Regions from separate parts of the Mus musculus genome. Here region 1 is linked to region 2. The links are chromatin loops, found by intact Hi-C in ENCODE. Cell type or tissue: heart. All regions are shown on one strand. Links, peaks and the distances in the headings refer to the core of each region. The heading gives the core; the rest is flanking DNA. Region 1 holds the start of Tspan2 (tetraspanin 2). Region 2 holds the start of Sike1 (suppressor of IKBKE 1).

Region 1 (8,408 bases), core at 1,870-6,869, 260 kb before region 2:
TCATTTTGACCGCCATGCAGTCATTTTTGTCCAGACAAAATGAAAAAGAAAGTTAAAAAGTTATAAAAAGAAAGTTCAGAGAAAAAAATCTTTGAAGCATGAAAATGCTTTATTTTAGATTTACCTGAAAATATGTGTTTAAGGAGAAGAGGGAAAACTGTAAAACTCCTCCTGTTCAAGAAGAGCTTGTTCGTGTGCTTTCAGAAAGATGACAGTGGGTGGCAGATCACACTGGCAAGCAGTTTCTACTGCAAGTATTGAAGCGAGCATTGTAACAATTTTCTTTAAGACATTTAATATTTGATGTCACCAAAAGTGACATTAAAAAATGTCCAAACTTAGAAGAAATGATTTTTCATATCCATTTGAATGTGTGAGGATAAATGCCGTACAATGTCAATTATGTGAGAGCAAGGTTGCCCTCCAATGTGGGGCCAGACTGCCTATAAGGAAGCACAGCACCTTCCTTCCATGCCTGGCATTACCCTCCTAACCTCAGCAGGGTTTGGCTAGTTCCCAAACGCTGTCAAATGGTAGACCTAAAATCTACATATTTTCAAAGACTTATTTTAACGGGGGAAAAAAAACATAAGCAAATATTTGGACTTTAATGTCACCTATGCTAAAAAGATTGGGGTAAAACACTTGTAAAGCAAAATGAATAAGAGGTTTACAAGCAGGACAGCTAGCCAGACAGTGGTGGCACACACATTTAACCCCAGAACTAGGGAGGCAGAGACAAGCAGATCTCTGTGAGTTGAAGGCCAGTGTGGTCTACAGAGTTCCTAGACAACCAGGGCTACACAGAGAAACCCTGTCTTGAAACAAACAAAAACTAGAAACACAGTCGAACAGCTGTACATATAAGTAAGGAGACGAAAACAGGATGTTTATTGGGAAATCTACATGATGGTGATATGGTGTTTGCTGCCTGATATTTTGAGCTTGTTTTATATCTAGAAATACTAATAATAAAATGTTGCAGGGGACGAAGAAGAGAAAATATTTTCCATAATCATTTTTTTGTACATGTAGTGCTGTAGCACAGTAGCGCTGGCAATCAGTTTAAAGGTTAATGTCCTTGTTGTGACATTTAATGTATCCATTACTTGAATATAATAATGTATCTTAAAATTAGGTAGGATGCTCTTAGCCATGATGACATAGGATACACACACATACTAAAATCTGAAGTCGATCTGGAGAAGTGGCGGGTGGTTAAGAAACATGCTTCCTGCACTTCCACTGGACCTGGATTCTGTTCCTACCATCTTATCAGGTGACTTCCAAGCACCTATAACTCCAGCTTTTGAGGATCTGACAGTCTCTTCCAGCCTCTGTGGCTACCTGCACACACACACACACACACACACACACACACACACACACACACACGCACTCACACTCACACGAGGGTGGGGGGGGTGGTCTAAAAACTAGAGTCAACAGTAGCTTCGGAATTGGAGTAATGTCATCTATAGCCTAGAGTTTTTTCAACATCCTGCTTTGTTGTCCTCAGTGTTGGGTCTGTCCTAGCCTGGTATCAAGGATACAACTTCAAGCAAAAGTCTATGCCCAACAACAATGAGAAGAGAGAGCAACAGGTTCCCAGGAGCCACCGCTCCCATCCCATTAGCTTCAACACCTGTCTGCTTATTTTCTGAACTACAAGGGTAAAGGATTGCCTTAAGTTGGGGAGTAGTGGCTCACCCTTATCTTAAGCCAGCCCTGCAAAGCAGCCTAAGACCTAACTTTGTGAAGGGGAACTTTTATGATTAATTTCAATCAAAAATTTGATGAGCTCTAGAATCAGCTGGGAGACACAAGTGAGGTAGCTTGGTTAGGTTAATTGGGGTGAGACCTGCCCACTGCAGGTGGCACCATTCCCTAGGTTGAAATCCTGCTCCAAAACCAAGCATTTATAACTCTCTGATTCTTGACATTGAATACAATGTGGCCAGCTCAAGTTCCTGCTGCGGTAACGGTAACTTCCATCGCTTGAACTGTGAGCTGGTTCCTCCTTTGCTGCTTTATCACAGCAACAGGAAAAGTTACTAAGCTAAGGGTTCAGTACATACTGCAGATCTAAAAGTGTCACGTTAGGCATGCAATGAAACATTTCTAGTAAATGCACAAGGGTTACAGGATGAGAGAACAATGGATTTATTATATATCATAATAGGAATTCTGTTTCCAGAGACTACAGAATATATAATCTGTAAATATTACAGACATAAAATTCAACAATGTAACACAACAGTATAATATTACTGTTCCCTCAGTTGATTTACTGAATGCCTACTGGATAGTAGAGACCACTTATTAATTTAGTTCCTCTTTCAAAGCAAAACCAAGGTGAGAGAGAGCTATAAGTGTAACTGAAACCAGGGCTTCGCCTCCGCATACTTAATGACTTCATCTTTGTCTCCAGTTCACTGTTACTACCAGAAGCAGCACTTTCATTTGCCTTCTCAGTTTCATAAATAAAATTCACTAGCTTTTCAAAGATGGAAATATGCCTGACTGTAACACGGAAGAAATTGAATGAATGGTTGGTGAGGTCCTGGCTACCTTATATCATAATCTCATGTGCCTCACTGATCTCACTGTACATATATTAACTCCTTAATCTTCACAACTCTTTTGAAGCAGGTTGTACAATCTCCATACTGAGATGGGAAAGAGAGGCCCCAAGATAATGGGGTAATGTGTCACATTAGTCAAGTGCCTGCCCTCTGTGATTTGTTCTGGTGAGCTCCTGACTCCCCTCACCTTGGCCATCTCTCTGACTCCTGCTCCCAGGCTAGGTTGTACTTCCTCTGCTTCCTCCCCTGACCCCCTGCTCTCTCTACTGGCACCTTTTTGTTTGTTTGGTTTTGGTTTTTTGAGACAGGGTTTCTCTGTATAGCCCTGGCTATCCTGGAACTCACTCTGTAGACCAGGCTGGCCTCAAACTCAGAAATCTGCCTGCCTCTGCCTCCCAAGAGCTGGGATTAAAGGCGTGAACAACCACTGCCCAGCTACTGACACCTATTTTACAAATTAGGATCAGGTCCAGTCTTCTTGAAAAGCCTTCCTTAGTCAAGGCAGAAGCAGTCTCTTGCCCAGCTCCTAGCCCACCCACCTCACCTTGTTCCAAAAATTTGCTTACAGATCTGTGCCCTCCAGTAAAGATGTGATAGCAAGCCTGGCATTCTTCTGGTGTCCCCAGGGCTTGCTACTATGCCTGGCCTATAATTGGCACTTAGAGTGTTGCTAAATTAATGCACAAGCTCCCTGATTTTACACTTTCCTGTCTCCCCCGTGCCGTCTGACACCACATATTGTAGACACTTAGTCAACTGAAGTGAATGCCCGATTCTTCACCAGTCGCCTAGCTTAATAAAAACAAAGCAAAACAGAACTCGCTCCCTTTCCCTGATCTACACATCTCAGTCTAGACCCTAAGAATCTGGACTTCTTTCAAGGCCCCCGATCTATCAAACCTAGCAGGATGTGAGTGAGAGGTCTGACTCCCTTTCCCTGATCTGGTGGGCTGGACTGGGCAGGGTGGGAAGCAGTGTCAGGGCCCAGGGCCTCCGCCTGGCGCGCCTACTCCCAGTTCTTGCCTATTAAGGTAACAGTCCTCTAGGAACGCAGCGGCAGGAGGGAGGGTCCCCAGCAGCGGCCTCCGCCCGCGGCCTGGGCGCTTGCAGGACTCTGCTTAACTGCAGCCCTGGACACTCTGCCTGGCGCCTCACCACAGAGTCTCTACCGGCTTCACCGATCCTATTAGCTTTACCATCTGAAGTCACCTCCCTAGGTTTCCATAGACACGCAGGATAACTTCAACCATCATCGAGGGCCTCAAGGGAGTCTGGGCACCCGGCACTGATTAAATGGACCCCGCGTTCCGGGTGGGCGCACATATGCTCGGATAGCTACAGGAGCCCAAGCCCACCAGCGTGGACGAAGGTGGTGCTACCTCCAAGGGCCGGAGCGGGTGCGTGGGACCGGGATCTCCACCCCAGGGCGCCCCAGCCACAGCCAGCTGGCCGCTCGCGACCAAATCCCCGCCCGCAGACCACGCCCACAGGTCACGCCCCTCCCAACCCGCCCCGCCCCTCCACCGGCGCCCGCCGCTCCCGGGGCTCGGCGCGGGCCTGGGGAATCGGGAGCCCGCCGCCGGGGTCGCAGCATGGGGCGTTTTCGCGGGGGCCTGCGGTGCATCAAGTATCTGCTGCTCGGCTTCAACCTGCTGTTCTGGGTGAGACCCGAACCGGCGGGCCGGTTAGGGGGCCAGGGTCCCCGGGGAGGTGACCGCAATAGAGTTGGGCCATAGGAGAGGGCAGGATGTTCAGAGGCGCTAAGCAGACAAAGAGGGAGGGGACATATGGAGGGGGATAGGACATAGAGAAGCTTGAGCTACCAGAGGTGATGAGAAGAGGAGACACGGTGCGATGCTCCCCCGAAAGAAGCCATCATCTTCGGCGGCATCGCCCGGCGGGTGGCGCCAGGTGCGGGGATCTAGCGGGCCCCAATATTCCGAGGGCTGGGGGCCTGGCGGCCCGTGCTCCCTGCATCCTGCTGTGTACACACACCCACTTCTCGCGCTGCCTTCTCTGGGGAACCCGGCGGCCGGGCCAAGGCTCTGGGAGGGAAATCCCTACCGTAGGGCTGCCTGGGGTGGCGCCCCAACCAAGAGTGTGCGGACACGCCGCCTGGCTCTGGTGGTTTGTTGGGAAAATAACGGACAGTAGAGAAAATTGAAAGAGTGGGGAAGATCGTCCTTTTCTTGGGCATTGGCGGGGGGGGGGGTCTTCTGGGTGGGCAGTGGTGGGTGCTCTTTTACGAGGGGTTGGAAAATGGAGGGATTTTGGAAGAGCAGCAACATCCCCCTAGGGTCCCTGCGTACAACCAGTACTCTTGAAATGATCTCATTCAACTTTGCAGGGTGGTGTAGACCTGGCAGCATTCCCTGGGTAGAGATGCATAGAGACAGCCAGAGAGAGTGCCATGGCCCCAGTCTACTGTGTTAGCAGGGCATAGTTAGAGGTGTACCATCCCTGGAATACTCTCTCCCGAGCCCTGGAAAACGGTCAGAGGCCCATTCTGCACAGTCCCTATTGGCCTTCCAGTAACAGAATGCCAGCCAGTGTAGCTGCTCAGATAGACCCTGAGGGAAGACACGAGTCTCGCTTCAGGGGATGTGGGTAACTGCAGGAGCAGAGATGCTTTGGGATGCTTTGAAACCACTGGACTGGCCGCGATGGTTGTCCCATCTGCTCTGAGGAGGCTGGATGGACGATAAGTAATAAATTATTGAACGATGGGCCTCACTTGTGACTACCAACCCATCAGCCCTGAAGCCTGGGTGACTCCAGCAACTCTAAGCTCTTCAGAGACTGCGTGGCCATGACCAACACTGGCTAGCAATGGACAGTCTGGAGGCAGTACCTGGGGACATCCCCTGTATTTTAAAAATACATATAGACTTTGTACAACTTGGCTTTTACACCCATCACACTCCAGGAAGAAGACTTTCTGAGCGCCCTTGTGCTGTATTGTTTGTTTGTTTGTTTGTTTGTTTGTTTGTTTATAAGTCTGGCTTAATTTCGAAGGCTGTTAATTATAGGTGCCATGTTGCAGTGACACCCGTTACTCTCACTGCTTACAACATACTTTGTGTGAGCCAGGGAGGGAAGTCTCTCAGGCTGGGTTTAGTGCTTATTTTGTGCCAGCTTCTCCAGACTTATCAAACCTTTGCAGTGGGTTAGGGACAGTGCGCATGTGCAAGCAGGGCATCCCCATCTTCATAGACGAAGACGTGGGGGATCAGATAGGTCCCACAGCTGTTGAGTGGCAGAGACAGGACTCAAAGGCTGCCTCCTCCATCTTCATCCTGTGGGAGGTTCAGTCACCCAGCTGTCCTCAGAATGTGGCTCCTGGGTCAACAGCATCAGGGCTCCCTGGGGAATTTTCAGAAACATATATTTTCACTCAGCCCGGCTCGCTGAATCAGACAGTGTTGGGGAGGAGCCCAGCAAGCTATTCTAGAAGGCATCCAGGTAATCTGAACCCACGGGCATGTTTCAGAATCACCATCAAACAACTACTAGATAGATGCTGTTCCCAAAGCTGCTACTACAGCTAAGAGAACAGCCCACAGAGAACAACAAAAACAAAGTAAGGCAGGGTGACCAAGTGACAAGCTTCACACCCGGGTCACAAGCGCAGGGATGAAGTAGCACTCCAGTGAAGTCTGAGTGCCTGTCACTGAGATTGGAGATGGCCTTTTCTATATGTGATCTAAGTACAGAGTTCAGAAAAGCAATCCCAGTACCAGCGAGGACCCTAAACAACTTCATCTGAGAGATATCGGAGCTCAACCTGGGAGAACGGAGGTGGGCAGAGGGAAGCCACCAGATGAGGAGCAGAGCAAAGGATTGTGAGCCATCCGAGAGGCAAAGCCAGGGGGGGTCTGAGGGCAGAGATCCAAAGCATGGTGTGCTTAGATGAGGGGGCTTGCCAGAGTCAGTGTGCTCTCCCTCCATGCCAGAGTCAGTGTGCTCTCCCTCCATGCCAGAGCCAGCGTGCTTTCCCTCCAGGATTGCCTTCCCATCTGTTCAATTAGATGGACAGAGTTGTGCTGAGGACGTGTGTGATGTATCCTAAGCCAGCCTTATATAGTAGGGGCTTGAAGTTATTTGTTATTCTTGTTATTAACTGTCTGGCATACAGGAAGTGTTCAGTAACTAGTATCTGTCTTTCTCCTGGTGTCCTGACTGTTGGCAAACAGTATCTGTGTATGCCAAGTGACTTGCATGTGACTTCTTTGGTGGACAGCTATACACTATCCTCTCAACTCAGACTTGGCTTTTTTCCCCCACTAACATTGCCCACTCCCTGAGAGCAGGGATTTTTTTTTCTGTTATTTTTACATTCATTTCCCTGGCCCCTAGAATGGTGCCCAACACAGGTACTGAGTAACTAACTCTCTATAGTGGATTAATGAATCCTCAGGTTAGATACCTGGATTTAAACAGCTTTCTTGACTTTCAGACATCAGCTGTCAACTTTATCAGGAGAGCTGACATGCCTGTGCCTGTTCATTGTGGAGATGTTGAACTTTGCTCTCATAGACTGAGTCCAGGAGAGCTAGGAGGACCCAGCGGCTCCCTGAGAGAAGGTGGGCCGTGGATGGGCAGCAGGTATACTCCGCTTTCCTGATAAAGTGAAGGGACAAACTGAACCTGAGAGCTACCAGCTTGGGGAAGTGGATCGTATGGGAGAATTATTCATATAGAATCCAGTTCCACAGAGGCTCTGCCCTGGTTTCTAACAGGTTTTGTTTTATTTTGCTTGCTTTTTTTCTGATTGGGGAGCTTTCCCAGGAAGGAAGCCCTCAGCTGGGACTTGAGTATCTTCACAAACCCATAGATGTCTTCCCTTTTGAGGTCTAGGGTCCCCGCCCCCCCCAGTGACAGTCCTTCCTGTCCTGCCAGAAGTTGGCCAGGAGGCAGGCACGGAGGCTGTAGAGTGTGTTTTGTGGTCTGAGAGTCAGATTTGGAACCTCATCCTGGCAGTTGGCTTGCCAGTCCTCTCAGCTGCGCCTCTGGTTTTCCAAACCGTCAATCAGACCTTTGAGAACCAGCACAGGAAGCCAAGCTGGACTCACCTCGGGTTATGAATGCTTTAAAACCTAAAGTAAAGCCCAGTCCTTAGCCTTACTGTATTAATGGAGGGCGTCTGCCCTGTGTCTGCCAGGTCTGACTTCAGGATCTACCATCACAATACTCGGTATAGTCCCGACTGCGTTGAAATCACCTGTTTTTCCTTCCCCTCTGTTGCATAGCAATATAAACAAAACACTACAACCCACCCAGACACATATGTTGGTTGGAAGAAAAGCTTAGGCACTGTTTATTCCTTGATTTGTTGTTGTCTGCTCAGCGTTTTCCTATCATTGTGCTCTCTGGGCTGCTCAGGGTTGCCTCCAACAGGAAGCAAGGCTGTTCCTGCTTGAAAGTTACATGCCATATATGGCATGTGGGAAGGTGCTGTCCTTTCTTCCTCACCATGATTAATGCAATGTTGGGTTTTCACTTGGTGGTGCCTACTAGGTGATTCTGAAAAGACTTGCCTCTTTGGCTGGAGAGCGAATGCTATTTGGCTCACAGCTTATGGTTCCTGCTCTGCCCCACACATTTCAAACATTTCAAAAGTGGCAGAGCAGCCACTTGTTAGAAAAGATGGTGCAGGAGGAGGGGGAAGAGCCTCTGGCGTCTCTAGGACAGCCTGCTTGTCCATTCATAACCTGCTCTGCTGATTTCTATTGAAGTGGGAAGACAGATGCTTTGGCAGCCTCTCCTACTGTGCACCAGAAGGACCTAGAGACGGTGGGCAGAGCAGAGTGCACAGCATGGCCA
Region 2 (8,408 bases), core at 1,197-6,196:
CTATGAGGTTCTAAGCTCAGTTCCCAACACATAGGAATAGAAAGAATAAAAATTAGTTATTTGTTATTTAAAAAATTACCATTATTAAATTTTTTCTTCTTGGTTTTTCGAGACAGGGTTTCTCTGTATAGCCCTGGCTGTCCTGGAACTCACTTTGAACTCATTGGCCTCGGACTCCCGAGTGCTGGGATTAAAGGCGTGTGCCACCACGCCCGGCTCATTACTAAATTTTTAAAAATTGGAGAATTTTAAAATATAATCTATGCATCTTTGTGTTTTGTTTTATTTTGGTTTTGTTTGTTTTTCAAGACAGGGTTTCTCTATGTAGCCATGGTTGTCCTGGACTCACTTTGTAAACTAAACTGGCATTGAACTCACAGAGATCTGCCTGCCTGTGCCTCCTGAGTGCTGAGATCAAAGATGTCCACCTCCATACCTGGCTATTGGTGTTCATTTGATAAAACTCTGTGAAGACTAAAGTAATACCTGTAGCTGTTTGCCCATGCCTAAAACACAAACAGCCAATGAATATCCAGTATTGCTGTGATGATGGGGGTGGGGTGGGGGTGGTGGTGATGATGACGGTAAGATACTTTGGGGGATGGAAAGATGCCTCAACAGCCAGGTAGTGGTCGTAGTGTATGCCTTTATTCCTAACATTCTTAAGGTGGATTTCTGACTTTGAGGCTAGCATGGTCTACAGAGTGAGTTCCAGAACATTCAGAGCTACACACACACACAGAAACCCTGTCTTGTAAAACAAACAAACAAACAAATGAGCCTCAACAGTTATAGCCGCTAGCTGCTGTTGCAGAGGACTCAGATTCAGTTCTTAGCACCATAAAGCAGCTCACAGCTGTCAGTAACTCCAGTTGCAAGGGGGATCTGATGCCCTCTTCTGGCTTTGCTCTGGCCATACTGCATGCACAAGTGCACTTCCATGCATACAACTGAAACACTCAAACACATAACATGTAAAAATAAAAAATAAAAATGTAAAGGTACTTAGGTGCGTTGGGTGGATATGCTCAATTTAATTGTATTAATTTTTCCCATGTGGGGCAGGGGGTGGGGACATGCCACAAAGTGCATGTTGAGGTTAGAGGACAGCTTGCAGATCCAAGTTCTCTCCAATCACATTGGTCTCAGGATTGAATTTAGGTTGTCAGGCTCAGCAGCAAGAGCCTTTACCCTCCAAGTCTTCTCGACAGCCCTGTTTTTATTCTACTTAATAAAGATGATACATTAAGTCAAATCAACCAGAAAAATCCCTCTTTTACTTTTTAAAGGAAAAAAAAAAATGTCTGATGATACCCAAAATGCTGACATTGTGTGGGAGTCACTTGACATTCCTTAAACTTTACTAAGAATACTGACAATCCTGAAGCCTTGCGGAAACAATGGCAACCATCCAGAGAGGAATTCACCCACACAGTCCCTGATGGGCCCCATGGAAATAGCATAGCTGACGTCATAACCCTGCCAATGCGTTCCACATACACAGAGACTACTCACTGTTTTAAAGGCTTTTTATTTATTTAGAGAAAGTAAGAGGGAAAGAGGGAGGGGTATGGGAGGAAGAAGGAGAAGGGAGGGAGAGGGAGGGGGAGAGAGAGGAGAGAAATAGAGTGCTAGGTGCCTGTGTGGAGGTCAGAGGACAACTCCTGCGCATAATTCTTCCCTAACAACATGTGGGATCCAGGAGTCAAACTCAGGCAGTCAGCCTGTATGCAAGAGCCTCTATCTGCTAACCAATGGCACTCATCTTACTTTTTAGCATTTTTTATTAATAAGGGTTTGGGGACAGAGGACAATTTATGGGTAAATCCTAGCAATCACCTTTACCCACTGAGCCCTCTTGCTGACCCGCAAACAGTTTTATAAAGAAAAAAGTAAGCAAATAAACTTATCCAACTCAATTTTCCAATTTATTAAAAGCTAAATTTATTCTGTTCATAGAAATTGCTGTTTAGAGTGGGGTTTTGGTATGGTTTGGTTTTTTTGAGGCGGGGTTTCTCTGTGTAGCTTTCGTTGTCCTAGAACTCACTCTAAAGACCAGGCTGGCCTCAAATAAGAGATCTGATTGCCTCTGCTTCCTGAGTGTTGAGATCAAAGGTGTGCACAACCTCCCAGCTGTGGTTTATACTGTAGAATTAAAAGTCTAGTGTATCACTGCCTTTTGTCCCCACATATTTCCACAAGCCCTGCCCCTTCTATACTCCTATTTATGGTCATCCCAAGACAATAAAGACCAGTAAAAAATGATGTAGAGTTCTATGCACTAGAGAGCTGTAGTTCTTGGGTGTGTGGCACTGCATGAGGGAACTGGCATTTCAGTTGTGTGTCATTGTATCCCTAGGTATCACCCTAACAGCCACTGCCACACTACACAGTGTGTTCTTCAGTAGTTTTGCTTACAGTCCCAGAGTTCTACAATCTGCACAATCTAACCTTAAAGCATTTTCAGCATCCCAAAACACCATAGCTTCATTTTGAGACCCAAAGTACTAGTCTCTCTCTTTTCTCCTCTCTTCTCTTTCACTCTTTCATCTCTCTTCTCTCTTCTCTCTCTCTCTCTCTCTCTCTCTCTCTCTCTCTCTCTCTCTCTCTATCTCTCTGTGTTTCTCTGCACACTTGCACATGCACCAAGTCCTTGAGACAAGACCAAGGGCCCAACAGCTACAATCCAATATATAAATGTAAGGAATTAAGAGTTAAAGAATACCAGGGAGACAAGGGGGGGAAACTAAGTGAAATGTTAGAAACAAATAAACTAGCCTGTTCACAGTTGGGTATTCTCATGCACGGTGGCTGGGAGCATCAGGAGAGGCCCCTCCCTTCTCACCTGAGACTTATACTGCTGGCAACCGAAAACTTGTCCCCACTTCAGCCCTTCCTAATGTCCTAACCTATGCCCACATGCCTTAGGTAAGTTTATTTGGGCTACCAGTACAACCTTCAAGTGTCCCCCAATTTCTCCAGAACTGAGGGGATCTTTACCCCTTAATGTCCAGCTCACATAATCTGAGCCCTCATCCTGTGTGACTTCAAGGGGGTTGTGTACTCCTCAAGTATTTCTAAGAGTCCTGGGAAACGCTCCTCACAAAACGTTTGCAAATATATCCTGGTCTTTGTTGTAAACTTATTCGAGGCTATTATTCTGTTTTCCCAAAGTTGTTTTCCTTCCGAATGAAAATTATTTCATCTTCCCAGAGGCAACCTCTTAACACAGTTTTGTAAGTGTAAAATTTTTACAATAGGCATTTCCCCAAATCACAAAAGTACACCAAACATCACGTGTTTCTAAACTTTACATCTGAACTCAAGATAAAAGAGACTGTAGGACAGGGAAAATGATTCTTTAAAACACAGCATTACTACTATTCTACTGTCCTAGACTCTTTTGGACAAAAATATTTTAGGAAAGAATTCCCTGTCAGCCACCGTACTCGTTAAACACAGTCAGCCATAGTGCTGTAGAATAGCAGAATAGCTCCCAAATCAAAAGGCTTCCAACATTGCACTAAGGAAAGATTTTCCTTTGTGTATGTGCACACGCGTGTGCATCTAACTGATTGCATACACAAGTGCAGTTGTGGAAGTCAAAGGACAACCTCAGATGTCATTCCCAGACACTGCTCACCGTTTAAAGGAAGAAGGGAGGGAAGGAAAAAAGGAAAAGGGGGAGGTGAGGAGAAAGAAGAGAAGAAATGGAAGGAGGGAGGGAGGAAAGGAGAGGTTCCGGTGTATTTTACCACTTATTGGGGGTGAGTATCTGTTTCATCAGTTTGTTACAATCCCATTACTAAATAACAAACTACATCAATCAAAACCAGAAGAAAAGTTGAACTAAGACCGGAACAGAAATAACTTCGTGAAAAACCAGGATGTGGCACCAATCCGACCTCTGCTGCTCCACCCTAGAAAGGCTAAGGCTGTGGCGAAGCCTGAGGGTAACCAAGAGTCCACCTCTGCGCAGGCGCCGACCGAGATGCCACCACGCCTTTAAAGTGCACCCGGAAGTGACGCGATTCGCGCTGAGCCAGGGCCGGGTAAGGTCTGAGCGAAGCGCCTAGGCTAGCGGGCCCGGCGCGCCTCCTCGGCCACTATGAGCTGCACGATCGAGAAGATCTTGACGGACGCCAAGACGCTGCTGGAGCGGCTGCGCGAGCACGATGCGGCGGCCGAGTCGCTGGTGGACCAGTCGGCTGCGCTGCACCGGCGGGTGGCGGCGATGCGGGAGGCGGGCGCCGTGTTACCCGAGCAGGTCGGCCGGGGGCCGAGCCGCGCCCAGGGGTGGACGCTGCGGGCGGGTGGGTGGGGTCGCGCGGCCTGATTTATCTTGGTCTGGAGGGCAGGGCGGATGTGTGAGCTTCCTGTGTCGTGGGTGGGACTGCTGCCTCCTCCGCAGCACCTGCCCATGTTTACAGTGCCTTAGTCTGTCTTTCTGTCCAGTATCAAGAGGATGCATCCGACGTGAAGGACATGTCTAAATATAAACCTCACATTCTGCTGTCTCAAGAGAATACCCAGATTAGAGACTTACAGCAGGAAAACAGAGGTTAGTCAGGCGTGTGTGTGTGTGTGTGTGTGTGTGTGTCTAGGATTTTTTTTTTCTGGTAATACTACTTTGGACATTCTTACACAAGTGCCTGAACAGTTCACAAGCGTGCACATCGCATACATATATTTAGATCAGTGCTTCAAGGGTCAACTGGTAACAGTAAAATCTGTTAGATTGCTCTTTTAAAAGTCTTCCTGGTTGATGACCTTGAAAGATGTATTCAGTAGTTTAGCAGAGTTGAATTGTTAGATGGCTGGGGAGTGACCACATACCAAATGGAGGCTTCTATAACTAAAGTTCATAGTCTCCAAATGTAACATTTCGATATTAGAGTGAACACTAAAGTTAAGATCGACGTTTCTTTAATGTTCCTGTGCAAGATGGAAGGCTAGAACTTCGTCCCCCAAATACATAGTCTTAGGGTTGTTGATGACAGCAGGATGGTAGTTGTCTGATGGAGCCCTTTTACATCTGCCATTCCACTCTATGCCCCTGACCAAGTATTTACACAATGCAGCTAAGAAACAGGTTCACAGACACCAGTTGGAACCAGCCAGAAGGCCTGAACTGCCAAGCTGGAGGATCTGAGGCCATTCCAAGGGCCTACGTGGTTTAAGGAGAGAACTGACTCCTGGGGGTTCTTCTCTGACCCGACATGTGCCGTGGTTCACACAAATCAACAAAATGTAGTTTTTTTTTTTTAATTTTAATGAGCTCATTTTTGCTTCTGAGAAGTCAATTAGAAAACTGAATTCAAATCCGTGCCTCGTGATTACACGTCCCATTTTATTTGCACAAGACTCTACTGCCTAGAGAGTTGGTTTTCAGGTACACTGTTCACGTCTGTGGGCTTGAATACTGATTTCCAACTTTGGATTCCCAGTGTCCCGTGGAGTGTCTGAGAGCTCCAGCTGTTAGGAGGTTTGCCTTGAGACCAGTCTTAGACGTCATTGTCCAGATGTTTGCTTTTGTTGTTAGAACTGTGGGTTTCCTTGGAGGAGCACCAGGATGCGTTGGAACTGATCATGAGCAAGTACCGGAAACAGATGTTACAGTTAATGGTCGCTAAGAAAGCCGTGGATGCCGAACCAGTTCTGAAAGCTCACCAGTCTCACTCTGCAGTAAGAAACACTGATAAATAAATTGTAAATAAACTGAACTGAAATCGTGGGGTCGTTCCTTTGTTTGCAGAAAACAGTGTTCCTCTTTCTGCATATTTTCATAATCACTCTGAATTTGGCTGTGGCTTTGTGAAGACATGAATAAAGGAAGGGGATAAGGGCCTCTTCCATCCTTTAGTGGTCAAGTTACCTCCCTCACCAGGGATTTCTTTTCAGCTTGACACAGAAAGATTGAGAGTAGGCCATCCTGGGCTACATAGCAAGTGTGATACCAGCTAGTGTTGAAGGCATTCAGTGACTGCTTAGCTGATTGTTGTACATTCTATCGAGCCATAAGTTTTATAGTTCCAAGGGCATGAGTCGGATTTTATCCCTCGCTTCCACATAGCAAGCAGTCACTAACTTCATCAAATGACTCAGACTGTGTTATGGGGGGAGGGCTGGTCTTGTTCCTTTGTTTTATAGCAGTTCCTCCTCTTTGATCCTTCACTGTTTAACTTGGAGGAGCCAGCAATTACCTTGCAGTTTGTAGGGTGTTTCCTTGCCCTATTTTAGCTTTTACTGTAGTAATTAATTGGAAGCAACTATTTACTACAGTGAAAGATGCACCACGTTTCATCTTCTATCGTTAGGAGTTTTAGGCAATGGAATGTTTAAAATATTTGAATGTTTTAAATATCTAAATATTTGAGTTGTCTGTTATATTACTTTTGGTTGGTTGGGTGGGTGTTTTGTTTGTTTAGGGTTTTGTTTTGTTTTTTGCAGCTAGGTCTCATTTAGCCCAGGCTGGCCTCTTAACTCCTAACCCTCCTCCCTAGGCCTCCCAAGGGCTAGGATTACACGTGTATGCCACCACACCTGGTCCCTGGATATCAAACATTCTTTTGAAAATTGGAAATTATTTGAAATGCCACAGATTGATAGATTGATATTATTATAGCTCGAAATATAGTATGATTGCAATGTAACTTCTGTAGTGTGTACAAAGGGAGCCACTTCCCACTTACTCTTACTTCTCAAGGTTTTAATAGACATAAAATTCTCCTGTACATGCGTTCCATGGTCTTCATCACTAGGAACCTTTTCTTCATCTTATTTTCACAGGAGATTGAAAGTCAGATCGATAGAATCTGTGAAATGGGAGCAGTGATGCGGAGAGCTGTTCAGGTGGACGATAACCAATTCTGTAAGGTTCAGGAGAGACTAGCTCAGCTGGAGGTAAGGCTCTCACTGCCAGAAGGTCACCTCTTTTTCTTTTATTTATTTTGTTAAGTTCACTGGTTGTGAGTTTTAGAGGCTCTTGGGATGTATCACCACTGTCCTCACTGCAGTATAATAATGTTCCCCCTTTTTACAAAAATGTCTCAAAGAAGAAGAGAGGAAGGAAGGAAGGGGTTCATCTCAGAATGGGGCCTGGACTGGCTAAGAGCTCAAAACTGCCCTGCCTCAGCCTCGGCCTCCTGGGTTGCCTTGGTTGGCAGTGTTAATGTTCTTTGTGTCCTAGTGACTTAAAATTTCAATTTCTCCTTTATTTATTTCCTTTTCAGGAAAATAAATGAATGTAGTCAGCAGCAATCAGGGGAAATGTCAACTGTGGGGCTGGGGACAGAGCTCGGTTGCTATATCTATTAAGTATATGAATATACTTGAAAAGCAGAGGGGAGGAGGAACAGGTCATGTGTGAGCTGACTTCTCGCAGTAATAGAAAGTCAAATACATAAAATCTAAACTTGATCAAGAAATAGCAGTACAGAAGCTGGGCAGTGATGGCTCACGCCTTTTATCCCAGCACTCTGGAGGCAGAGATAGACAGATCTCTTAAGGCCAGCCTGGTCTACAGAAAAAGTTCCAGGAAAAGAAAAGAAGAAAAAAGGAAAGGAAAGGAAAGCAAAAGGAAAAGAAAAGAAAAGAAAAAAGATCAATCGGTACAGGCAACCCTTTAGAATTATAGAAGTAAATGCCAAGAGAAATATAAAAAGTGGGGTTGGAAAGATGCTCAGTGGGTAAGAGCACTGGCCAGAGGACCCAGATTCGATACCCAGCATCCACATGGTAACTCACAACTGCCTGCGACTGCTGGCACAGCACGTAGTGCACAGATGTACATGTAGACAAAACTACACATAAAATGAAGAGACCTTTTACAAAATATGCCACAGAAGAACAGTGAGGTGCAGCTGGGAGTGCAGTGCTTCCTTGGCATTCTTGAGCCCCAGGTTGGCTCCCCAGCACTTCATAAACTAGGTGTAATGATGCGTGGCTCCAGTCGCAGAAGCTTAAGAGTTTGAGACAGGAGGATTGAGAGTTTTGAAGCCAGTCTGAGATACTTAGTGAGTTTTAAGGCCAGCCTCTGATATATAAAACCCTGTCTCAAAAGGAAAAAAAAACAAATCTAAAGGGCTGGAGAGATGGCTCAGCAATTGAGAGTACTTGCTGCCCTTGGGAGGACCCGAGTTTAGTTTCCAACACTTACATGGTCACTCACAATCATCCCTAACTCCAGTTCTAGGTCATCTGACATTGTTCTGACCTGAAGGAATACTAGGCATGCATGTACCATACATCTACATATACATACATACATACATACATACATACACACACACACACACACTCACATGTATAAAATAACATGTGAGTTGGAAGGCAGAGGATCTCTGAGTTTGCGGCCAGCCTGGTCTACAGAATGAGTTTCAGGACAGCCAGGGCTGCACAGAGAAACC

Evidence for each region. A loop is a pair of places that touch in the nucleus more often than their neighbours do. Peaks named below come from ENCODE experiments on the same cell type or tissue, not always from the same donor. Only the 100,000 strongest peaks of a DNase experiment are listed, where the experiment ranks them.
Region 1: it touches region 2 in a loop (2.2-fold over the local background); 10 of 42 quality-filtered maps call a loop at or near these places.

Annotation. Positions count from the first base shown.
Region 1 is chr3:102,730,820-102,739,227 of GRCm38, forward strand. It overlaps Tspan2 (tetraspanin 2), which reads left to right and starts at 3,951. Exons shown (of 8, transcript NM_027533.3): 1 at 3,951-4,246. The coding sequence starts at 4,178. Tspan2os (tetraspanin 2, opposite strand) reads right to left here and starts at 4,598. Exons shown (of 4, transcript NR_040588.1): 1 at 4,409-4,598. In heart, for the core only: a CTCF peak has its summit at 4,663; DNase peaks (open chromatin) are centred at 4,142 and 5,092; H3K4me3 peaks cover 2,540 bases; H3K27ac peaks cover 3,549 bases.
Region 2 is chr3:102,991,701-103,000,108 of GRCm38, forward strand. Sike1 (suppressor of IKBKE 1) reads left to right here and starts at 4,040. Exons shown (of 5, transcript NM_025679.3): 1 at 4,040-4,267; 2 at 4,456-4,561; 3 at 5,543-5,685; 4 at 6,790-6,903. The coding sequence starts at 4,109. In heart, for the core only: no CTCF peak of the experiment used is centred there; DNase peaks (open chromatin) are centred at 4,021 and 5,551; H3K4me3 peaks cover 1,749 bases; H3K27ac peaks cover 1,677 bases.